Regions from separate parts of the Homo sapiens genome. Here region 1 is linked to region 2. A link is a loop called in an ENCODE intact Hi-C map of the cell type or tissue named here. Cell type or tissue: IMR-90. All regions are shown on one strand. Links, peaks and the distances in the headings refer to the core of each region. The heading gives the core; the rest is flanking DNA.

Region 1 (12,901 bases), core at 2,546-10,545, 270 kb before region 2:
CACATGAAAAGATACTCAACATCACTAGTCATTAGGGAAATGAAAATCAAACCACCATGGGATACTATTTCACAAACATTAGAATGCTGTTCTAAAAAAAAAAAAAGAAAATTTGTGTGGCCAAGGATGTGGAGGAATTAGAACCCTTGTGCATTACTGGTACAAATATAAAATAGGGGAACTGCTGTGGAAAACAGTTTGGTGGTTTGTCAAGAAGTTAAACAGAGAATTACCATATGATCTATCAGTTCCACTTCTAGGTAGATACCCAAATAATTGAAAAAAGGGACTCATACAGATACTCGCATACCCATGTTAATAGCCGCATTATTCACAATAGCCAAAAGTTGGAAGTGATCCATGTTCTTTGATAGATGAATAGGTAAACAAAATGTGGAATATGCATACAGTGGACCCAATCTTAAAAAGCAGGAAGTTTTGACACATGCTACAACAGGGATGAACCTTGAAGACATTATGCTAAGTGAAATAAGCCAGTCACAGAAAGACAGATATTGTATGATCTCACTAATATGAGGTACTTAGGGTAGTCAAATTCATGGAGACAGAAAATAGAATGGTGGTTGCCAGGAAATAGAAAAAAAGGGGTGATGGGGAGCTAGTATTTAATGGGTACAGAGTTTCAGTTTGGGAAGATGAAAAAGTTCTGGTAACGGTTACACAACATTGTGAATGCACTTACTGCCACAAACTTTACATTTAAAAATGGTTAAAATAGTAAATTTTATGTTGTGTGTATCTTACCACAAAAGCAAAAAAAAAAAAAGAATAGCAATAGACAGAAAAGTTGGGTGGAAGGATCCATAGGAAAGCTAAGGTAAGGAAAGTGTCTAAAACATCTTCACACACCACTTTTCCTACAAGTATTGCCTTTATTTGTCCAGGGTTTACAGGGATTGCCTGGAAGTACAGGTGACAGAGGACTTCCAGGAGAGCCAGTAAGTTTATCTTTATACTTTTCTAATTGTGTCTTTCTCATAAAATACATTTACATTTCCATTATTGCTCTGCTGTGCTGTGACTGGTATGTTTTAGAAAGCAGCATTTATCATAGACACCATAGACTAATCACATAGAATGAAAAATAATAGTTTATAGTGCCTTTCTGGTTGCATATAGTCAAATATGGTGCTGTTTTTCTGGAGCTGTTAAATCTGAGCATATTTCTATTTTCAACAAATAAAACTCTGTTTTATTGAATCTCAGAAATTCTCTTTCTGAATGGCTTGCTGTTCTTATAATTATTATGTTGCCACACACGCACAATCACATTTATGAGGCAATTTCTATAATTAGAAGACCATACAGAGAGAAGCCAAATTTTACATCTGATGGGCCAAAATGTGCAAACATGACAGAAATGCAGTTACATCAACAGTACAAAAGCTTGCATCAATACAAAAACTTATGAAATCATTATGAAATAGTTTCATAAATATGATTCAATTATGGAGTTTCCATGGACGGTACGTTGTGAAAAGGAAAGACCTGTCACACCTACTTTCTTACAATTTATTCTTTTTTGCCAATGAAGTCATTCTTCTGGTTAATAGTGTCAGATGTAATGTGCTATAATGTGCTTCTAAGATGTACAATACAATATAGTCTTTCAAACAACTGCATTGATTTTATTATCGGTTGACACAAAGGTTTACAGGTGGCTTTTGTATAATTCATTTAGTTAGTAGCAAATGGAAAATTCTAACACTAAAAGAGCTATTCTTACCTTAGCTTTTTCCTCATTTATATACTTAATCTGTGATATAAGCTCTCAAACAATAAGTGAAGATTTGACAGTATTTATAGTTCTTTCCAAATAAAGAATCTTAGATATGTTGTTGATTTTTTAAGCTAAATCCTTCTTGGTTTTCTCCCTATTATGTATATCTTAACCTGCCATTTCAATTCTGATATTTATCTGACCTAAAATAATGCAACTCTCTTTAGCATTATTTACTTAAGTATATCCCCTAAAAAGTCTGTACACTGCTTGAAATCAGAGACCATTTCTTTTATCTTTGTAATCCCCTTTCCTGGTATAATGTCTGGTATATATAAGTAAGTGCCAGATAGGGATAGAAATGAGGCAGGTGACAAAACACTCATAGATTTATGAGGGCTATTGCCAACATTTTTAATTTTTATCCTTAGAACAAAGGATGTTATTAAAGGGCTCGGGCTAGCTTTATTATCAGATTATTTAGTTTATTATCTGATATCTATTTTGTAAACATCAGTCAAATTACAAAATGGAGGGAGCCAAGAATGGCTGGCTGTTGCAATAATCCAGATAAAAAATGGCAGGACCTTTTTTATGAGCAGGGAAAAGAAGTGGACAGACTAATTCAAAAGGAGATAAAACCAATAGGTAATAAAGACTCTGTATGTGAAGTATAATTCTTAAATTTCTGGCTTATTGTATTAAAGAGTTGATGATACTATTCACTGAAACAAAAAAAAACACGGAAAAGTAGGTTTGAGAATGGAAGATTATAAATTCAGTTTAACTGTTGAATTTCAGGTGTCTTTGAGAAACATGAAGTTGGCAGTTGGCTTCAGAGTAGAGGAATACACTGAAGTTAAAAAATGTTGGATTCATTGCCTATGGAAAGAGTATAGAAGTGAGAAAAGAAAAAGATCTAAGGCTGAGGCTTAAAGAACTACAACATTTACAAAACGCTGGCAGAAAAGGTTGAAACTGCACAAGAAACTGAGAGAATAAGAGGAAAATCAGACATGTAAGTTAGGAGTTTCAGCCATAAACATAACCCATCTTAAAATCTTCATGATAATATTAGATCCCCTTAGAAGTACGTAGGCATAAAGTAGGATAGGTAAACTACAGCCCTCAGTCCAGTTATACTTCTGTAAATCAAATTTTATTGAAACACAGCCACAACGATTCCCTTATGTATGGATGGCTGCTTTCATACTATAACAGCAAAGTTTAAAAGTTTTGACAGAGACCACATGACCCACAAGCCTAAAATACTTACTGTCTTGCCCTTGAAAAAAAAAAAAAGTTTGCTGACCCCTGATGTAGATTTTAATCACACACGTACAGAAAGAAAATGTCTAATCAATGCAAACCTTGTAACAAATAATGTCCCTTGGTTTATGTAGTGTTCAACCTGCACAACTGTACCCAATCGCCTTCAATAAGAGGAGAATGGTGATATTTGTCCATTCTCTCTTTTATTATTTTGTTCATTTATTCTTCCGTTTCAGAAGACAAGTTGAAAAAAAATCTCCTGACCTAAATAAATATAGTTAATATCTGTTAATTATTGAAAACTGACTTTAAAGAGGGAACAAGGGGAATGCTGTACTCTAAAATTAACTCTTCATAAGCTTGCTTTATAATATCCCCTTGTAAATTTTAAAATATTATTTTCTAGCTACTCTTTCTTAGATACCAGAAGTCATTTCCACTTACCTCAAAAAATAGTTAACAGGATTCTCAAGTTAACTAAAAGTGTATAATAAAACTTCACTCAGTTCCTCATTAGATCACTTGTAAAGATAAAGTGGCAACAGTCTCGGAAACAAAAGATAAGAGTACTCTATATCAGCATCTCAGTCAGACAAAGAGAGCAGCCAAAATAAAGTGGCAGATGAATTTCACTTACAAATGTAATTGTAAAAATCTAAACAAAAAATTAAGTAAAATTTAACCATGTATATAAAGAATTATCCACCTTAATGAAGTAAAAGGAAGAATTACAATCAAGGAAAAGTTTGTTATTAAGAAATCTATTAATATATCACAGATATAATGAGAAATACAAAAGCAAGTAGTCTAAAATTTAGCAACCATTTTTTTTTTCTTTTTTAAGACAGAGTCTCGCTCTGTCGCCCAGGCTAGAGTACAGTGGTGCAATCTTGGCTCACTGCAACCTCCGCCTCCCAGGTTCAAGCGATTCTCCTACCTCAGCCTCCCGAGTAGCTGGGACTACAGGTGCATGCCACCACGCCCCAATAATTTTTTGTATTTTTAGTAGAGACAGGATTTCACCGTGTTAGCCAGGATGGTCTTGATCTCCTGACCTTGTGATCCACCCGCCTCTGCCTCCCAAAGTGCTGGGATTACAGGTGTGAGCCACCACATCCAGCCAACCATTTTTGATTCTTTAAAAATCATCGCATGGGGGCCAAGCACGGTGGCTCACGCCTGTAATCCCAGCACTTTGGGAGGCCGAGGCAGATGGATCACTTGAGGTCAGGAGTTCAAGACCAGTCTGACCAATATAGTGAAACCCCACCTCTACTAAAAATACAAAAGATTAGCCAGATGTGGTGGTGCACACCTGTAGTCCCAGCTACTCGAGAGGCTGAGGCAGAATTGCTTTAACCCAGGAGGCAAGCCAAGATCGCACAACTGCACTCCAACCTGGGTGATAGAGTGAGATTCCATCTCAAAAAAAAAAAAAGTTATTGTGTGTGGAACACAATTTGGCTTCTAGCTGAATCCAGTCTCCCCCCTAAAAAAGATTTAAAAATCATAATGTGAAAGTTGTCAGAATCAAAATGGAGTCACTGATGTTAAGAAAATAAAAGAAAAACCTGACAAATAGAGCTGAAGGCCATAAAGACAGAGTTCTCATTCTTAGATGCCTGATAACAAAAACTATCACAAAAAATTGCAAAAATCACAACCTTGCCCAAAGGACATTTGCACCCATATACAAAAAATACTTCTGAAAAGACATCTGCCCAGCAACAGCCTGTCCAGCCTTGGACTGGTGTCACCATTGTTGTTGATATTTTTAGCCAAGGATAATCATTTCAAAACAATTATATAATCCTCATTTTTCCTTTAAAAACCATTACCTTCCTTTATCTCCCTGAATATGTGCATAGCTTACTATGGCATGCATATTCCCATTGCAATGCTCTATTCCAAAATAAATTCGTTATTTATTTTAGAGAGCCTCTTTCTCTTTGTCATTTAGGTTGACAATAGTAAAGTGTTTTCTGAGTTGGGCACGGTGGCTCACACCTGTAAACCCAGCACTTTGGGAGGCCAAAGCAGGTGGATCACCTGAGGTCAGGAGTTTGAGATCAGCCTGGCCAACATTTAGTTTCTACTTAAAAAAAAAATATATATATATATATATATACACACAAAAATTAGCCAGCCATGGTGGTGGGTGCCTGTAATCCCAGCTGCTCAGGAACCTGAGGTAGGAGAATTACTTGAACCTGGGAGGCGGAGGTTGCAGTGAGCCGAGATCGCGCCACTGCACTCCAGCCTGGGTGACGGAACAAGACTCTGCCTCTAAATAAGTAAATAAATAAATGTGTTTTCTGGTATGAAATGTAAGGAATTTGGAAGTCATCACTCCCATCCTCAAAACAAGAAAAAAAGATGGACATACTGAAAATCAACAACTCTTCTTAGATCTGTCAGAGAATTAAGGTTACAAGACAAACTACTGCCCCCAAAATGGAGAGACAGACAGGCAACTACATAGCCCACACCGGGACAGTAGGGACACTTTAAACTATAATTAGCAAATTACTGGAGACTCAGTGTAGACCAGCTTGAGTGTTAAAAAACTCAGAGAGGGCCCAGTCTTTGGGAGGCCCCTACATGTTCCTGAGTTTTACTTCCTCCCAGAGCCCTAACAGGTTCTTACTTTAAAGATAGAGAAAAATTCCCTCTGACTTCCAGCAGAGGGAGAGGGATAGTAAGCATTTTGAAAAACACCTAGAATTCTCTGATCTCCTTAACAGTTCTTGCCCTCCAGGGAAATTATTTATCAGAGAATAAACTGGTGTTTTACCAAAGACTAACTGACCTTTGGGAAAGGAAAACCTAATTTCACCTCCCTCTAGCCTTCAGCTGGAGGAAGAGAAATATTCCACTCCAGCCCCCTCTGGCCTTTGATGTGGAAGAAGGGTAATATCCAATTCAGACTCACTAAAAGACTGAGACCTAATTGTAGAACTATAGAATGCCCTTCCTACACTCATACCTTACAATCAAATCAGTGGGGTTCCTGTGCAATAACAGATTATAGCTAAAGGAACTGTGCCACAAACCCTATTTAAAGAGTCCCTCAGAAAGGCTAAATAAAACAGGGGAGTAAAAAACAATGACATTAGAGGACATTTTAGCCTGAGACACCATAGCTACAACAACCAGTAAACACAGCCTAACCCCCAGCCAGATAATATCAAATATCACATTAAAGGCCTATTCACCTTGGTTTCATTTACATTTACATCATGTCTGGCTTTCAAAAAAAATTATAAGGCAAGGTAAAAGGCAAAAACAGTCTACAGAGACAAGCAGAAACAGACTCAGGGATAGCAGACATTTTGGAATTATGAAACTGGGAATTTCAAAGTGAAAGAGAAATAAAGTCTTTCTCAAACAAAAATTTAAAGAATTTGTCACTAGCAGACCAGCAAGAAATGTTAAAAGAAGTTCTTCAGAGAGAAGAAAAGTGGCATAGGTAAGAAACTCATCTAGGAAAGGAGTGTTGGCGAAGGAATAAATAAAGGTAAAATAAAATATTTTTATAATTCTTAATTGATCTAACAGACAATTTGTACAAAATAATAATAGCAACAGTGTATTCGGTATTGTATCTCATGGATAAGTCAAATGTTATAAGGAACAAGAGGGAGGAATTGTTATAAAGTATTGGCACTACTCATGAAGTGGTATAGTGTTATTTGAAAATGGACTTGATCAATGGCCATAGCACCCTGAATGTTCTCAATCTCATCTGATCTTGGATGCTAAACAGGGTCAGGACTGGTTAGTACAGGGATTGGAGATGGCCTAGGAATACCACGTGCTGTAGGGTTTTTAAAAAAAGAAAGAAAATGGACTTGGGTTAATTGTAAATATGTATTGCAAACTCTAGAGTGGCCACTTTAAAAAGTTTTAAAAGTAGTATAGTTTGTATGCTAAACCAGGAAAGAAAATGAAATCATATAAAACGCTTAATTAAAATGAGAGGCCAGACTGGGCACAGTGGCTCATGCCTATAATCCTAGCACTTTAGGAGGCCGAGGCAGGTAGATTGCTTGTGGTCAGGAGTTTGAGACCAGCCTGGACAACATGGTAAAACCCCATCTCTACCAAAAAACGCAAAAATTAGTTGGACATGGTGGGACTCTCCTGTAGTCCCAGCTACTCAGGGGGCTGAAGTGGGAGAATCTCTTGAACCCAGGAGGCAGAGTTTGCAGTGCACCGAGATCATGCCACTACACTCCAGCCTGGATGACAGAGTGAGACTCTATCTCAAAAAAGAAATAGACATAAAAATTAAAATAAAATAAAATGAGAAGCCAAAAACATTAAAAAGAAGAAGAAGAAGACGAAAGAAGAAGAAGCAATAAAGAATAAAGACAACAAATGAAAACTAACGCAGTCCACAGTTGATATATACTAACTCAATGATATCATAGTCACTTAAATGTCAATGGTTTAAGTATACCACTTAAGAAATAAGAGATTGCCAAAGTGAATAGGAAAGCAAAACCCAATTGTATGTTGTCTTCAAGAAATCCATGTGAAATATGAAGGAAAGTATACCATGCTAACGCTATTCAAAGGAAAGCTGGAAATATTTATATTTCAGAGAAAGCAGACTTCAGAACAAGGAAAATTGTCAGGGTAAAGAGAGACATGGTGCAATGATAGCAGGGTCATTTCTCCAAGCTAGGATAACAGTACTTAATGCACCTGACGACGGAGCATCAAAATACATGAAGCAAATGCTGAGATAATTTTCAAGGAAAAATAGATGACTCTATTATTATAGTTGGAGACAATAACACCCCTCTATCAGTAATTGAGAGACCCAGCAGGCAGAAAATTAGTCAAGAGAGAGTTAGTACCGTAAGTCAACTAGATCTAATTTACATTTATAAAATATGTTATCCAACAACAGTAGAATGCACATGCTTCACAAACTGACATGGAACACTCACCAAGATAGACCAAATTCTGGGCCATAAAACACCTTAACAAATTTTTTTATTCGTGTGTTTTTTGTTTTTTGTTTTTTGTTTTTTGAGACGGAGTCTTGCTCTGTCGCCCAGGCTGGAGTGCAGTGGCCGATCTCGGCTCACTGCAAGCTCCGCCTCCCGGGTTCGCGCCATTCTCCTTCCTCAGCCTCTCCAAGTAGCTGGGACTACAGGCGCCCGCCACCATGCCCGGCTAATTTTTTGTATTTTTAGTAGAGACGGGTTTCACCGTGGTCTCGATCTCCTGACCTCGTGAACCGCCCGCCTCAGCCTCCCAAAGTGCTGGGATTACAAGCGTGAGCCACTGCGCCCGGCCAACAACAAATTTAAAAGACTAGACATCATACAATGTTTGCTCTCACACCACAGTAACAGAAAATGGCTGGAAAATCCCAAAACATTTGGAGATTAAATAATACACTTTTAATAACTTATTGGTCAAAGAAGGAGTTTCAGGAATAATTTAAAAATATTTTGAACTAAATGAAAATATAGTTTGTCAAAATTCGTGGGATGCAGTGCCTAGAGGGAAATTTATAGCACTGAATAAGAGGAAAGAAGAAATACTTAAGATTAGTAATCTAAGCTTCCATCCTAGGAAACTATAAAAGAAAAGCAAATTAAATACAAAGTAAGCAGAAGAAAATAAGTAATAAAAATCAGCAGAAATCAGTGAAATTGAAAACAGGAAAACAATAGAGAACATCAATGCAACCAAAATTAATCAACCTCAGGCCAGGCTAACCAAGGGGAAAAAAAGGAGAAAATACAAATTACTAATATCAGAAGTGAAAGAGAGGCCATCACTACTGATCTCATTAACATTAAAATGACAATAAATGGATATTATGAGCAATTCTATTTTCACAAATTTTTTTTTCTGTTTTGAGACAGAGTCTCGTTCTGTCACCCAGGCTGGAATGCAGTGGCGTGATCTCAGCTCACTGCAACCTCCACCTCCTGGGTTCAAGTGATTCTCCTGCCTCAGCCTCCTGGGTAGCTGGGATTACAGGTGCGTACCACCACACCTGGCTAATTTTTTTTTTTTTGTATTTTTAGTAGAAATGGGGTTTCACCAGGTTGGTCAGGCTGGTCTCAAACTCCTGACCTCGTGATCGGCCCGCCTCGGCCTCCCAATATTTCCACAAATTTGATAACTTAAATGAAATAGACCAATTCCTTAAAAGACGTATTTTACCAAAACTCATATAAACAGAAAGGGATAACCTGAATAGGTTTGATTTGATTTGATTTGATTTGATTTGATATCCATCAATATCTTCCTCAACCTGTATTGATAAAGAAATAGAATCAATCACTAATAACCTTCTAAAACAGAAAGTACTGGTTCCAGGTTATCTCATTGGTGAATTCAACTAAACATTTAAAGAACATATGATACCAATTATGTACAAGCTGTTCCAGAAAATAGAAACAATAGAATATTTCCTAATTATGTGAGGCCACACACATGAGGCCATTATGTGAGCATTACCTTAAAAACAAAACCAGACAAACACATCACAAGAAAACTATAGACCAATATCATTCATGAACATAGATGTAAAATCCTCAACAAAATATTAGCAAATTGAATCAAACAATGTATAAACAGAATTATGCATCATAACCCAGTGGAATTTTTTCCAGGTATACAAGGCTGGTTTAACAGTAGAATGTCAATTAATGTAATCCATCACCTCAATAAGCTAAATGAAAATGTAATATGAAAAGATGCAGAAAAATAATTTGACAAAATCCAACAACAATTCAAGATAAAAAAAAAACTCTCAAACTTGGAATAAAGGGGCACTTCCTCAGCTTTTTGAAAAACATATTTTTTAAAAAACCTTATAGCCAACATTATACTTACTGGTGAGAAAACTAGATACTTTTCTTTTAAGAACAAGGGAATAAGGAAAACATGTTCCTCCTTTGTTAAATTTTGACTCCTATTCAGCATAGTTCTGGAAGTCCTAGCTAGTGCAATAAGAAAAGAAAAGAAAAAGTATACAAATTTGGAAAGAAGAAATAAAACTGTCTTTCTTTGTATATGGCATGGCTGTCTGTGTAAAAAATCTTCAAGAACTGATTTTTTAAACTCCCGAAACTAATAAGCAGTTATAATGAGATTGTAGCATAACAGGGTATAAGTTAATATACAAAAGTCAATTGCTTTTCTATATTAACAGCAATGAGCAATTGGAATTTAAAATGAAAAACACAATACTATTTACATTAGCACCAAAAAAGAGAGAAAGAAATAGTTGTAACTCTAACAAAATATATACAAGATCTATATGAGGTAAACTTTTATCAAAGAAATTAAAGATCTACATAAATGGAAGGATATTTCATGGTTATGGGTAGAAAGACTCAATATTGTTGAGATATTAGTTCTTCACAAATGGATCTATCAAGTCAATTCAATTCTAATCAAAATCCAAGCAAGTTACATTGTAGATATTAACAGATTCTGAAGTTCCTATGGAAAGGCAAAAGACCCAGAATAGCCAATACAATATTGAAGAACAAACTTGGAGAACTGACACTGACTTCAAGATTTACTGTAAAACTACAGTAATCAAGACAGTGTGATATTGGCAAAAGAATAGACAAGTACGATTGACCCTTGAACAACACGGGTTTGAACTGCAAAGGTCCTCTTATTTGTGGATTTTCTTTCACCTCCGCTACCCCTGAGACAGTGAGAACAACCCCTTCCCTTCTTCCACCTCCTCAGCCTACTCAGCATGGAGACAATGAGGATGAAGATCTTGATGATGCTCTACTTCCACTTAAGAATACAGTATTCTTTATTCTAGCTTACTTTAAAATACAGTATACAATACATATAACATATAAAATATGTGTTAAACAGCTGCTTATGTTATTAGTAAGGCATCCAGTCAACAGTAGGCTATAAGTGGTTACATTTTGGAGGAGTCAAAAGTTGTACTCAGATTTTTAACTCTGCAGGAGGTTGGCACTGTAACCCTTATGTTGTTTTAAGTGTCGACTGTAGATCATTGGAACAGAGTGGTAAGCCCAGAAATAGAACAGTTATACTCTTTGTTCTACACAATATACACAACATATAGTCACAAATAAAATCAAGTGATCTGTGACAAAGGAGCAAAGGCAATACAATGGATAGTCTTTTCAACAAATTATGCTGGAACAAATAGATATCCACATGCAAAACGTGAATCTAGATGCAGATCTTACACCTTACACACACACACACACACACACACACACACACCCTCAAAATGAATCATAGACTTAAATGTAAAAAACAAAGCCATAAAACTCCTAAAATATAAACATAGAGAAAATCTATGTGACCTGAGGTTTGTTGATGAGTTTTTAGCTATATCACCAAAAGCACAACCCATGAAAGAAAAAACTGGTAAGTTGGACTTCATTAACATCTTTTTAAATCTGCCTTGAAAAAACACTGTTAAGAGAATGAAGAGACAGTCCACAGACTGGGAGAAAATATTTTCAAAACATATATCTGATAAAAGACTTGTATCCAAAATATAGAAAAAAAAATTAAAACTCAACAATTTTCTTTAAAAACCAGTTAAAATGTTGGCAAAAATCTGAACAGACACCACACCAAAGAAGATATAGAAATGGCATAGAAGAATGTAAAAATATGCTCAACATCATATGTCATTAGTAAATTACAAATTAAAACAATAATGACATACCACTATACATCTGTTAGAATGGCTGAAATCTAAAACTTTGATAATGCCACAGGTTGGCAAGGATGTGGAGCAACAGGAGCTCTCATTCATTGCTGGTGAGAATGCAAAATGGTACAGCCAATTTGGAAGACAGTATGGCAGTTTTTTAAGAAGCTAGGCATACTCTTAACATATGATCCAGTGATCACAATCCTTAGTGTTTACCCAAATGAGTTGAAAACTTATGTCCACACAAAAACCTGTACAAGAATGTTTATAGCAGCTTTATTTATAGGTGCAAAAAATTTGAAGCAACCAATATGAACCAATATGTCTGCTATAATTGGACCGTGTTTCCCCAAAATTCATATGTTGAAATCCCAATTCCCAAGGTAATGGTATTATAGGGCAGGATCTTTGAGGTGCTGTGCCCTCATGATTGGGAGTAGTGTCTTTGTAAAAGATGCACGAGAGAGCTAGCTCATTTCTTCTAACATGTGAGGACACAACTAGAAGGCACCATCTATGAAGCAGCAAGTGGGCCTTCACCAGACACTGAATCTGCCAGCACCTTGATCTTGGACTTTCCAGCCTCCAGAACTGTGGGAAATAAATTTGTGTGGTTTATAAGCTATTAATTTATACTATTTTGTTATAGAATCCTGAGTGAACTAAAACAATGTCCAATGAATAAATGGATAAACAAACTGTGGTATATCCATACAATGGAATATTATTCAGCATTAAAAATAAATGAGCTATCAAGCCACAAAAATGTATAAAGGAACTTTAAATGCATACTGCTAAGTTAAAGAAGTCAGTATGAAAAGGTTACATGCTGTATGATTCCAACTATATGACACTCTTGAGGGGTAAAACTGTACAGTCAGTAAAAAAAAAGATCATATATTTACTTCTTTAAGATGCAAATTTGTTTGTCACATATTTGCTAGGAATTTTAAGTAGATGAATGACTATCACATACATTAGATAAGATACCTTGTCAAAATGCTTAGCACAATATATGATACTTATGAGGTGCTTAATAAATGTTGAATGAATGAGTGCATTAAAGAATAAAAGAATGAATGCCACTCTTTTCTTTTTAATATAAGCATAGCTTAGTAAATTTATTTTAAAAACACACATGAAGCTGGGCGCAGTGGCTCATGCCTGTAATCCCGGCACTTTGGGAG
Region 2 (12,901 bases), core at 2,156-10,155:
ACAATTGGTACTATTCTTATCTTCCTGATTTTATAACTGAGGTGCAGAAAATTTGAGCAATTTCCTCAGAGTATACAGAAAGTAATTGGCAGTGCCTGGATACAAATTCAGTTTGAGCCCTGATCCAAGGCTTTTTAGCTATTATGCCATGTTGTGCTCGAACAGAGAGGCATTGGGGGAGGGCATTCTATCGAAACATTCTATCCAAACATTGAAGAAAATAATGACTACCTCCTAGAATGTTGTGAGGATTATTGTGAGATAATATAAGGAAAAGCAGATAGCACAGTGCATACTACATGATAGGCACTCAATAAATGCCTACTTTCTTTCTTCTTTAACTTTTTACCACCAACTCATCCATAAATTCCTTTAGGGATGGGGCCATGCTGTATATGAAGACATGCCTTATCTCCCACAGAACCTAGCATTAATTTGTGATTGATATTTTGACTGATTCATTGATTAAATTAATATGTTAATTAGATTGTGGTTTTGGGACTTAGGTTTGTGTTGCAGTGTACTTCTTAAAGTACTTTTACATTGATTAGCTCAATTTATCAGCACATCAATCCTTAGAGGGAGGTAGGGCAGATGCCTGGCTTTAGTGATAAATGTGAATTCTACTGAGGTAGGAATAGATCAGTGCTAGGAAAAGAGTGAGTATGAACTACGTGCAACTGGATAGAAAGAACAAGAGGAGAAGCCCCCAAACGTGGGAGTCTGGGAAATCTCAAGGAGGTAGTGGCAGAAGACCAGGCTTTTGTTCTGACTGATCTCTTCAGTTCCAACCCTGTCATCAGCCAACTGAGAGAACTTGGAAAAAGTCTTCAGTTTCTCTGAGTCTTAGCTGCCTCATCATTCAGGCATCACTTCATGCTTGGATGTGGGTCTCCATGTCCATCACACTTTATCATCAGTTTTCCACATTAGACTATGACCTCCCTGAGAGCAAACGTTCCGTATTTACTTGTTGTAACTCCAGCATTTAGCACATGCTTGAGTTATAGAAGGAGCACAATATCTATTGCATAAATGATGAATGAATAATTTAGATAAAAAGAGAAAAGAGCCGGGCGTGGTGTCTCACGCCTGTAATCCCAGCACTTTGGGAGGCTGAGGCGGGTAGATCACGAGGTCAGGAGATCAAGACCATACTGGCTAACATGGTGAAACCCTGTCTCTACTAAAAATACAAAAAAAATTAGCCGGGTGTGGTGGCAGGTGCCTGTAGTCCCAGCTACTCGGGAGGCTGAGGCAGGAGAATGGTGTGAACCTGGGAGGCGGATCTTGCAGTGAGCTGAGATAGCGCCACTGCACTCCAGCCTGGGTGACTGAGCAAGACTCTGTCTCAAAAAAAAAAAAAAAAAAAAAAAGAGAGAGAGAGAAAAGAGGAGAGGAGAAACAAGGTCAATGTCATAGATGCAGACCTAAGGTACCACGAGAGGAAGCAAATAGGAAACAAGCTGAGCCAGAGAGATGGTCCTGCCCATAATGGGGCATTTAATGAGGTGGATACTATCATGTCTGATTATGAACTTAAAGAGTCACGGGCTTCCCCAGTGACTTTAATAGCAGCCTGTCCTTTCTATTTGTTTAGCCCAACTTCATTTTTGGAGATAGCACAAAAGTGAATTTTAGCCCTGGCTTTACCCAAAAGGCCACATATTCCAGAGAGTTGAGAAGGCTGAATTAGTGGGGTATGTATTAGTGAGATTTTACACTGTTGAGGTGTTGCAGTGTACTTTGTGAACATGGCCATAATCAGTATTCATCTGCACAATAAGCCTCCATTCCTTTGGGATCCCTTTTTTCTCACTCTTCAAGGTCCTTGTTCAAAGGCCAGCTTCTATACTTGCTTGTAAAATTCTGGGCTCACGTCTAGGGGCAGCTTACGCTTCCTCCGCTCTATAACTTCCCTTTTTTTTTCCTTGCCCAGGGTCCATTTCAGCAGAACTTCATGGACCAAGAAGCCACAAGCAACTGGGAAACAGTCCTTTCTTTTGTTTGGAGCTTAACAATATGGGGTTAGGCCCAAGGAACCATTGATCAGCAAATCAACCCAAAACTTACAAGATATCTCTTACCTACCATTACAAGGGGATGCTGTAGTTCTTTCCACTCATTAGATGACTTAGATTAAAATTTTCAGGTCCTGGGTACAGGTAGTCTTTGGGACCAACAAGAAAGGGATCTAAGTACACATCCCAGGAGAGAGCCAGCTAGCAGCTGTAGCTCATCTCACTTCTGAAGTGTGTCCTCACCCAACTGTGAAAATGACCTAATTGTGTACAGACAACAGCAATTGTACAGGGAAAATAATACAGTAATGCAAATATCCAAACCAAATTGGAAAAGCAAAGCAATAAGAAGCCAGAAAACATTAGATCATTCGAATTGCAACCTGGCCAAGACAGCATCTGGGCGTGCATCCTCTGCCCTGCTTTTGTTCACATACCATCTCTAATGCCTCTCTGCATTTCTAGAATAAACCCTCTGGGTGACTGTACTCTAAGGAATAAGGTTTCTTTCAGTGTTCCTTCAGAAGCGGCAGGGACTTCCCCACTAGAATATTTCAGTAGAATACTTCCCCAGTAGAATGCTTCAGTAGGCTTCCAGGGCAAAAAGGGCCTTTCTCACTCTGAAGGGGTGGGTGGAAGAGTGGTGTACCTTTAGCAGCGTTATGTATTTTAATTGTGTGACCAAGGCAGATCATGCTTATTCTGTGCTTATTTTCCTTCCTCACTGGGTCATTTCCACTTTAGTTCTGAAAACAGAAAACAATTGACTAAATGAAGAGCCTTCCTGACTGAGCCTTGGATCTCGCTGTGGGTTTGGACAAAGAGATAGGGGTGTTTCCACTCTTCTCCCTCTACCTATCGTAAAGGTGTGCAAATCGGCCTTTGAGTCTGAGGAATAATGCGATCTCTCCTGGCACAATCTTATTTCTGTTTCTCTGCTGAGCAGCCCCCTTTCCCTTCTATGGGGAAATCACTCCTGGACAGGCTCTAGAGTCGGAAGTGGGATCTAGACAGGATAGGTGACCTCTTCAAGCTTTGGATCCCTCACGTGGTAAGCAAGAATAAATTTATTATTAATAGTATCATATTCATATTAATATTATGACTATATAATAGTATAATAATCCTGCCTTTGGGGTTTGTGAGGAGGCAGTGTTATAGAGAGCTGCTCAGAGCACCTGGCACCGAGTGAGTACTACCGAAATGGTAGGTTTTCTTATCACCACTTGGCTGTCCAACCTCCTATCCACTACCTCAGTGGGCCATCAGATACCTCAGCACAATTTCAGCGAGGAAGCAGCCAAGGGGCATTTCTGGTGATAATAAGTTTCACTGGATTCATGACAGTGAAACAAAGAATGACATTTCCCCAATGAAATTCCTCCTCACCTTCAGCTAGTGAGGGCTGGACCTTTTACTATAGGATCAGGGGCAAGCCCCTGCACAATCCCAGTTGCCTAGTTGCTTGAGAATTTCTTCATGTCAGTGGATCTCCATTTGTCAGGAATATGAAGCCTTTAAAAGCTGGGGCTCTGGGAAGAGGGAGAATCAGAGGGGAGAACCAGGGACCACAGACAGACAAACCCACCTTCCTGCATCAGCCAGGGAAAGGAATGCCTCCCAAGCTAGCCCGTCCGGAAGCTGCACCCAGGGACTGCCCGGGAAGGAAGCATAACACCGGCTTCAGATAAGTGATCCTGGGCAGAGATAGTTCCACAGTGCCCTTGGGGCGAGGAGCCACGGGAAGTAGAGTGAAACAAAATCTTTAAAAAGTGCTGGATTCTAATCCCTGCACTCTCCCTTCCCAGCCTGTGGGCGTGGGCCAGGTGCTGGCCTTCGTTAGGCTGGAGGGTTGCATTTGTAAAATGTGTCTGACAGCAATACCGCCTGGAGGGTCGCCGGGAGGGTAATCTGGGGCCCGCGGCCGGGCGTGCCCAGGAGGCCCGCGGCGATGGCAGGGGTGGGACTTACCAGCGTCCCCTCGCTGGAGCGACCGGGCCGAGAGGGGCACCCCATGCCCCCGCAGCCACACGCCGTCGGTCCTGAGGGACGGGTCGCGCCTGTCCTCCCGCGGGGACCGACCTGACCCGAGCCGCCCTCAGGTTCCACAAAGCTGGGGCACGGCCCCCGGGTCTCCGCGTGCGTCAAGCGCCAGCGGCGTGACTCCCGGGCTGGGGCTGGCGCTCGCGCGTCAGGTCGTGGCCATTGTCTTGCAGGAGGCCCGCGCCAGGCTGGCGGCGCAGCGGTCACCGAATAGGGGCCCTGCTTAATCGCAAATGGTGCAACCCAGTTTTTGATGTTCTAAACTATTACCATACAAGAGAAAAGAATAAAAAGATTTAGAGAAAGGAAAGGAAAGGAAAAGAACCCAAGTTTATATCTGTTATTTGTTGCCATGGGATCTAGGTCAGCTGTAAACATATGCAGCTCCTTTTTATTTAAAACAAAACAACAAAACAAAACAAAAAAACCTTTCAAGCTATGTACTGCAGTGGACAAAGATTACACCGTGTTTGTGTTGCAATGTTGCTATGGAAATGCATATGGTGGAAATTTGCAGAGAAGTCGAAGGAAGTCATATGTATGCATGACAAACATGAAGTTCGAGAGTGCCTGAGTGCCTCTCAGCCTGGCTGGGTGTGCCTGCGCCCTAAGGAGGGAGGCAAAGGTGTTAGAGTCAAAAAGTGGAGGGTTTAATTCAGTTCTGCCACCCAGTAGCTGTGTGGCCTTGGGCAAGTTACTGGGCCACTGCTGAGCTTTACTCTTCTCTGAAACGGGGAATGACAACCCCTACTGTGCATCATTGTTGTCAAGATGGAAACAAGATGGCAGGTCTTGAGCACTGTACACAGTAAGTGCTTAATAAATGTTTCTGGCGTGATGGCAGCAGTCCCAATTATGCGCCAAGAATTTAGGGTCATTCATCGAATGGTCTAAAAATGTTCAGAAAGGTCCTTCAGAAAGGTGCTCTGGCCTGACCAGAGGACAACACTGCCAAGATTTGGCTGCAGTTTGGGCTTTGAGACTTGGAGCACTGTGGGGAAGCTGAGTGTGTTCAGTGCTGGCCAGACTTGGTTGTGTAGACAGTTGTCATCACACTGGACGATACAGAAAAATACAGACACTCAGTTGTCAAGGGAACTGCAGGTGATCCACTCCAAAAAATGGGAATGCGGAGTCAATGAGATGAAGTTGCATGGCAAGTTGGTAATATATGTCAGGTGCAGTGCTGTGGCCTCTCAGCTTCAGGCTCCGTGATCCTCCCACTCCATGTGGCTGGCAGCGGGCTAGCCTTCCCATGCTCCAGCACCTTTAGGAGAACAGAAGATCATGTTTAAAGTGCTTACACTCCAGATGAATACTTTTGGAAGACTGGATAATTATTATAATTGTAACAATTTAATTTTCAAGTTAATTTATGAAACCAACCAGGGAGGTACTCTGCACACACCTTTGTGCATTTTGGCTTGCATTTTGAAAGATCTACAGACCTGTTGGAGTGCTTGCTGTCTGTGCACCCCACCCCCCAGCCCCAATATACCCACTAGAGGTTGGCAAAACACACTCTGAGAGCTTGTGGCCACCTTAATCAAGTTGCTAGATCTATCTGCACCCCATTTTTTGATCTGGAAAATGAAGATGTCAGACTAGGTGACTTATGAGGTCCTTCTAGCTCTAACTGGCTGTGACTGTACTGTCATTCATCTATCTTGAATAGAATACAAAAGATCTTTTTCAGTGTTCTAGACCATCAGTGTTCTAACCTACATTAGGAAACAATGAGGGAAAAAGTCTGCATCCTCCCTCAACAGGACATTCTAGTTTCTCTTGGTTCCTTGATGGGCCTTCAGAAATAAGCATAGAAACTATCCCAGCTCACCCATGCTTTTCCTGGGCATGCCTTCCCTCCTTGCCCCAGCCTGGAGACTTCACAATTGGGCCAACTGTTCCTCACCTGCGAGGGCATATGTAGTCCTGATTGAATGGGCTTCTGTCTTTGCTTCTGCTTTTTCTCCACCTTCACTGTGACTCAAGCCACTCTTTAAAAACTAATAGAGAGTGAAAAGGCAAGGTGGAGGGACCCAAGCAATTTTGTTTTTAAACTGTCTTTCTTTTTTTTTTTTTTTTTTTTTTTTGAGACTGTGTTTTGCTCTTGTTGCCCAAGCTGGAGTGCAGTGGTGCGATCTCAGCTCACTGCAACCTCTGCCTTCTGGGTTCAAGTGATTCTCCTGCCTCAGTCTCCCGAGCAGCTGGGATTACAGGCATGTGCCACCACGCCCAGCTAATTTTGTATTTTTAGTAGAGACAGGGTTTCTCCATGTTGGTCAGGCTGGTCTCACACTCCCAACCTCAGGTGATCCACCCACCTTGGCTTCCCAAAGTGCTGGGATTACAGGCCTGAGCCACCGCACACAGCCTAAACTTTCTTTTTAAACTATAAGCCACGTAACTTTGTCATCATTCTTTGTATACCTCAATGGAAGTTGTTTGGTTATTTTCCTGGCAAAATGGTCAAGGTGTGTGTTTAGATGGGAAATATATATGTAAATCAACTCTCTCTTTCTCTCTCCATATGTATATGTGTATGCTAAAGTCTTAAATTTGAAAAAATATATCTGCCATAAATGGCCATGGTACCAGTCACCTCATTAGTGCAATAGACATTGCCTCTCACATTTAAGACATTAGTATCTTGGCAAATGATATTAATTATGTGTCTAATGATAGGATTACTAATGACTTTCAAAGACCATAACTTTTCCCCTTTCTTCTGCCCCCCAATTATTTTGATTTGGGTTACACATTGGTAGAGATGTAGGAATACAACTTAGCTCAATGTGGCTCTACTCCCAGCTCTGTCATTAACCAGCTATGTGACCTTAGACAGCCCTTTCTGGACCTTTTCCTCATTTGAAAAGCAAAGGACAGCCTTGGGCCATCTCTCAGATGTCTTCTGCACTAGCCATCTTGGGTTCTGCCACCCTTCAGCCTGAAGAGGTTGTCTGCTGCCAGCTACTGTTGACTCTTGGAACTTCTGTTCACAAGAGGCTTGTCCTCGGGCTCTAACCAACTCTCAAAATCTTTTGCATTCGAAATCTTTTGCACTCTAAACTTCATCTCAGGAATGAAGACTGAGGCTTTTGCTCAGTCTTGGTTTCAAAACCCGAGTCAGGAAGAACTTTCCATTTAAAGGCTAGTTCAAGAGCTCTAGCCATTCCCAGGGTAGGCAGGTCACATTTCCGGGGTGTTTGCTCTGTCAGCTGATGTTTTCTTATCTCCTGTTCACTCATTCGAGGTTAACATTCCATTGCTTTGCCTTCTTCAGATTCCTGCCAGTTCAGCTTGTGTGCCCCAGTGAAAGCTTTCTCTATGAGTGTTTCTCATCTCTGCTCTCTTTTTGGAGAAGTTTCCAGGAAGGAATGTGATATAATTGCATGCAATACAGCTGAACAGTGTGTAGTTATCCAGGAGTAGCCTCCACAGGTTCCTGGGCCAGAGAAACGGCAGCCCCTGGTGACAGGGGCTTTCTATCCCTGCCTTGCTGGGAGAGTATGTGATCTCCCCTGCACCCTCTCCTCTTGGCTGCAGTGGGTATAAAACACCTTTCAATAGATGCCAGATTGAAAAGTCACTAAAAAGTAACATGTCTTATTCAGCATTCTACTACTCATCAGAGAAAATTGTTATAAAGCATTTAAATGGAAAATTCTTTCTGGACTTGGTAAGGTTTGTTTTCAACTTGCCCCACAAGCTCTTACTTTTCTTTTCCTATGCTTATTCTTCCTACCTTTTCTTGCCTGCCACAAGAAAGGTGAAAGCCAGGGGATGATTTTCTTTTTTTAATATTATCTTGGGTTTTCTGTAACTTTTTTGCTGCTAGAATAACCGAATGAGATCATGACCAATTTGAAGGGATATCTGGCAGCCACTATAATTATCTGTTACAGGTTGGCAGGTAAATAGAGAAGTGGTCTTTTAGGGTCCACGTGAGGAAAAGGCCCATGTGGGGAGAACGGATGCAGTGGGCCAAAGAACAGTATTATTCTGGTAAAACAGAGCCTGTGGTGCCATGAGACACATCATTTGCCTCCCCCTCTCCTGCTGGACACAGCACAGGCAGCATGTGGTGTTGGGAAAGGCCCTTCTGGAAGGGTGAACCACAGGAATGCAGCCCTGCATGTTGGCTGATGAGCCAATCAGAGCACTGACGATTGGCCCCACACGGATGTACAGATTGGTTCTGCTATGTAACAGCTCATATCTGGAAATAGATATTCCTGTCTGTGCCAGGCTAGGGATGGGGTGAGGCTGGGGACTCATGTGAAGGTCTGGGATTTCAAATTCATAAGCAGGCCACCAGGTTGGACAGCGTGTGCAACTTCGCTCTGTTGGTATTTTGTTCCTGCCCCATGTGTTATGACTTCTTTCCCAAACTGATATTTTCTCCTGAGTCTTAGGGCACAAGAAAGCAAACAAACAGACGGAATACATTAGCCACATCTTTTTTCTTAGACCCTTTGCTGATATTGGTTAAAGCTGCTTTGCTCTTTACTTGGAAGTAGTTTTGACTCTACTTTTAAAGTAACATTTGCCAAGAGAATGCAAACCAGTGCTTTGTCATGATTCCTCATGTTTGGGGAATTTGAGATTTGAGTTCTGGGCTGAGTGGATGAGGCCTCAAAAAGCAAGTCTTATTGAGCTGTGGCCACAGAGACACTGATCAGAATGGGAAGGCTGTGCTCCTTCCCCCCTCCTCACTCTGATGTAACTTTACACAAACCTCAGCTCCGGGCTGCTGGTTTTCATCATTAGATACATCTGGAGATGAATTTTGGATACATGTGGACTCTTTAAGGCATTTACAAAGCACTTTATAGAAATTCAAAGGTTGTGAGGGCAAGACTGAGAGAAGGTGGGTATGACATGTAAGACCTCATGCCAGCTGGGCTCATCCACAGCTGCAAGGGCCTTCACCTATCCAAAGATGTTGTTAAGGATCAACTGAAGGTCAGCGACGTGGGTGAATCTCATAGGTGTAAGGATGAGTGAAATGTGCCAAACATAAGAGTGTATACAGCAGGATTATTTTCATAAAAACTACATGAACAGGGCTTGGTGCAGTGTCTCACACCTTTAATGCCAGCAGTTTGGGAGGCCGAGGCAGAAGGATCACTTAAGCCCAGGAGTCCCAGGAGTTGGAGGTTATAGTGAGATATGATTGTGCCACTACAGCCTGGGCAACAGAGCAAGATCCTGTCTCTAAAAAACAAACAAACAGACAAACAAACCACCACAACAACAAAACTACAGGAATACGCAAAACTAATCTATTCTGTTAAGTCAGGAGAGTAGTTACCATTGGTGACAGTGAGTAACGTCTGGAATAAAAAATGAGAGACTTGGGAAACTAGTAATGCTGGTAATGTTTCTTCTTCAGGGTACTGTTTATAGGGGTATGTTCAGTTTGTGAAAATGTATCCAGCTGTTCACTTTCTGTATGTATATTTCAAGAAAAACATAATTTATGTTTTGAACTGTAAATTATGTTTCTGTTGAAACATACATACAAAGTGAATATACTATAAGTGTACAGCTGGATACATTATGTAAATTATGTTTACTGAGGGGCAGTTCCATGTACATTGACATGTAACTATCTCCAAGGTATAGAGTTAAATGGGAAATGCAAGAAACAAAACAGTATGTATAGTATGCTATACATATATTATACATATATGACTCATACAAATAATGTAATTGTACATGCATAGAACATCTTTGGAAGGACACTAGGAAGAGTGGTTGCCCCTGGGGTACCTAGAGACAGAGGTAGAAGGAGAACTTGCTCTTTTATTCTATGCCTTTTGAATTTTGTATCATGCACTCAAATATTTTACTCAATAAAATTATTCATTAGATATTAATTAATTAATAAGGAAGACTTGCTAAGTGCAACAAACCCATCACCAATCCCAAAAGCACAAATACTATATTATTCTACTTCTATGAGGGACCTACAGTGCTCAAATTTATAGAGACAGGAAATAACATAGTGATTGCCAGGGGCTGGAGGAAGGGGAGCATGGAGAGTTAATGTTTAATGGGTACTGAGTTTCAGTTTGGGATGATGAGAAAGTTCTGGAGATGGATGGTGGTGATGGTTGCACAACAATGTGAATATACTTGATGCCACTAAGCTGTACACTTAAAAATTATTAAAAAGATAAATTTTATGTTGAGTATATTTTGCCACAAAATATTTTAATATGTGAATTAAGGCTAAACAGCCATTTTACGATTAGTGTAAATTTATGTATTGGCTCTACCACTTGCAAGCTGTGTTTTAACCTCCCCATGTCTCCATTTCTTTGTTTCCTTATCTGGCAAGTCGGGTAGTATTAGTACCACCTTAAGGGGCTGTTGTAAGAATTAAATGAAAGAATACATGTAAAATGCTTAGAATAGTCCTTGGAACATAAGTGCTTAAGAAATATTATCATTATTGTTTTTTATTATATGTTGTGAAGTAGGAAAGCAAATTACAGAATTATCTCTGTAATACCATCCCCTTTATACTTTGTGGGGAGAATACATGCATATGTGTGCATGCGCACGTACCTAATGTACTCACGCATCCGTCATGTATTGATCAAATACTGTGTGCTGGACATTGTGCTAAGGGTTGGGCAGACACTGGTGGTGTCAGGGTGGAGAATGGTGATGGTGGTGGGGTTGTTTAAATAGAGAAGTCACAGGAGACCTCTCTGAGTAGTTGACAATTCCGAGAAGGTTGTAGCAGCCATGAGGGAGCCATGCAAAGAGGAGAAGAGCTTCCCAGACAAAGGCGGTATCATGATGTGAGATGCCAAGTTGGAAGGCCTCTTGTGGGTGAGTAAAAAAGAGGATTGTCAGAGGAGGTTGGAATATACATAGGCAATTCTAGAAAGATGGAGAAGAAACTGTTAATAGTGGTTTCCGCAGGGAAGTATTCAGGGAGGTGTGGGAAGGAGGGTGTGGAGTGGAGAAAAGGAATTTTACTTCTTACTTTATTCCCTTCTCTACAGTTTGAATTATGTACCATAAGGATGTATTTTGTCATTAGAAAAAAAGGCTGGTTAATAAAAAATTGAGGAACCTTAATCATTAATAGTAAGAAATCTAATAGCCTTTCCTTCTTTCAAGAATCACCTCATCTCAACTCTCCAGTTACTTTTCATGAAGCGAGAGTGTAATGTCATTTATATCTACTCATTGGTCTGAAAGTAGGGCAGAGGTTACCTTCTGCTATCTATTCAGTAATCTTTTTCTTTGAGTCAGTAATGGCTTCTTCTAATTCCCTTCTGTGAAACTCCTGAACCATCTTTTCCACTAGGACTATTTTTACTCTTTTTTTAAGGGATTTCAAATTCATTTAAGATTCTTACTTTGGGTCACTGCAATAACAGACATATGCAGGAGCAGCTACTCAGCCTTTCCAGTTGGAGTAGAATGGGGACAAGGAATGACCAAAAGAGACTGAGGTCAAAGGAAGAACTAAAGCACTGTCCCTCAAAATGCATTCTGGAAGCTCCATTGGGCTGGGTGCTTTACTTCTCTGGATCTCCCCTGGGGTCCCCAGAGCCTTACTAAAGTTAGGGTTTCTCTGTAGAGTGTTCTGAAAAGCAGAGAAAGCTTTTCCTTGTCCAAATGGAATCCCAGCAGTGGTTAAGATTGCTTAGACTCATACCCATGAATCAAGGCAATGGATGATGTCTTCTAGGACAGATGTCAAAACCAGCTCTGAGGCAAGGTGCGGTGTGAGCAGGGAGAGGGTAGGCTAGATGTCTCCTAGCATTTTCAATCCTCTAAACTGAGCTACAGTCAGAAAGGAGGAAAACAGAGCATCTGATCTGTCTGTGGCCTGCCTCACTGAGAATTTCATTGCCTGCACGGCAGCAGGAGAAATAAGGTGAATAACACCAATTTGAAACCCCATGCTTGGCTATGTGTATGCCCATCCCGTACTCCAAATATCTCTCCTGCATCCCCTTTGTTAATTCCCTGGACATTTTTATAACTGTTTCCAACCGGAAGAAGTGCATGAATTGATACTTTGGCATCAGGCTAGATGTGCCACTCGGGTTTCTTCTCTCCCAAGCTGCCCCTCCTGCTGTGTGTGTGTGATGTCTAAAGGCCTCCCCATCTGGACACTCACCCACGGCATTGGACATTTTCCTTTCAGGTTTATCCCACGCAGTCCTATTCCAGGAATGCCTCCTCTTCCCCACACCACTTAGTGTGTAGACAACTCACTCTGCCAACAATAAGCAATAGTATGAACAATAAACTAGTATTTATTGAGCACTTATTATGTGTCAGGCTGTATTCTAACTACTTTATGTGGATTAACTCACTCCCCATCCAGTTCTCTGAAGAAGGTGTGGTTATTGTCTCTGTTTACAGTTGAGGAAACTGAGGCACAGAGTGGATGCTTTCATGGCATTTCTCTTCTGCCAGTGATCTCCACTCTGTGAGCGAGCCAGCCAGTCTCTGCGTTTAGCCAGCGCCTGCCACAGGGGTCTGGCTCTTAGTGAATGATTGCTCCTGGATCTCCCAAACTCTTCATATACTTTCACATCCTGAGCAAAAAAATGCTTCCCAAGATTCCTCCTGCCAGCTCCATCTGTGAAACTTGTGGGCCGGTATTTGAATAAGAATGACTAAAGGGGGAAGAGGTTTTATGAACTTCAGACTGTGAACTCAAGGAAGAGAGTGAGTCAGGCCTCCACATTCCTGAAATACTTTCAGGAGGCTCAGTGACCTCAGACAATAAGAACCTGAGGCAGAATGTCCTTGGGAGGCCCCCCACCAGGAAGAACGTGAGGGCAGATGCTCTGCTG

The links. A loop is a pair of places that touch in the nucleus more often than their neighbours do. Peaks named below come from ENCODE experiments on the same cell type or tissue, not always from the same donor. Only the 100,000 strongest peaks of a DNase experiment are listed, where the experiment ranks them.
Region 1: it touches region 2 in a loop (2.4-fold over the local background); 5 of 110 quality-filtered maps call a loop at or near these places.

The regions. Positions count from the first base shown.
Region 1 is chr1:85,877,618-85,890,518 of GRCh38, reverse strand. It overlaps COL24A1 (collagen type XXIV alpha 1 chain), which reads left to right. Exons shown (of 60, transcript NM_152890.7): 32 at 906-959. It also overlaps the pseudogene RNA5SP51. Among named protein-coding and RNA genes, the nearest start is that of ZNHIT6, 180 kb to the right of the region's middle. In IMR-90, for the core only: a CTCF peak has its summit at 5,705 (motif pointing right); no DNase peak of the experiment used is centred there.
Region 2 is chr1:85,607,390-85,620,290 of GRCh38, reverse strand. It overlaps LOC112268231 (a long non-coding RNA gene), which reads right to left and starts at 1,370. Exons shown (of 2, transcript XR_002958331.2): 1 at 1-1,370. RefSeq lists enhancers at 12,046-12,901, 12,119-12,901. In IMR-90, for the core only: a CTCF peak has its summit at 7,039; DNase peaks (open chromatin) are centred at 2,480, 7,330, 8,190 and 8,700; H3K27ac peaks cover 3,973 bases.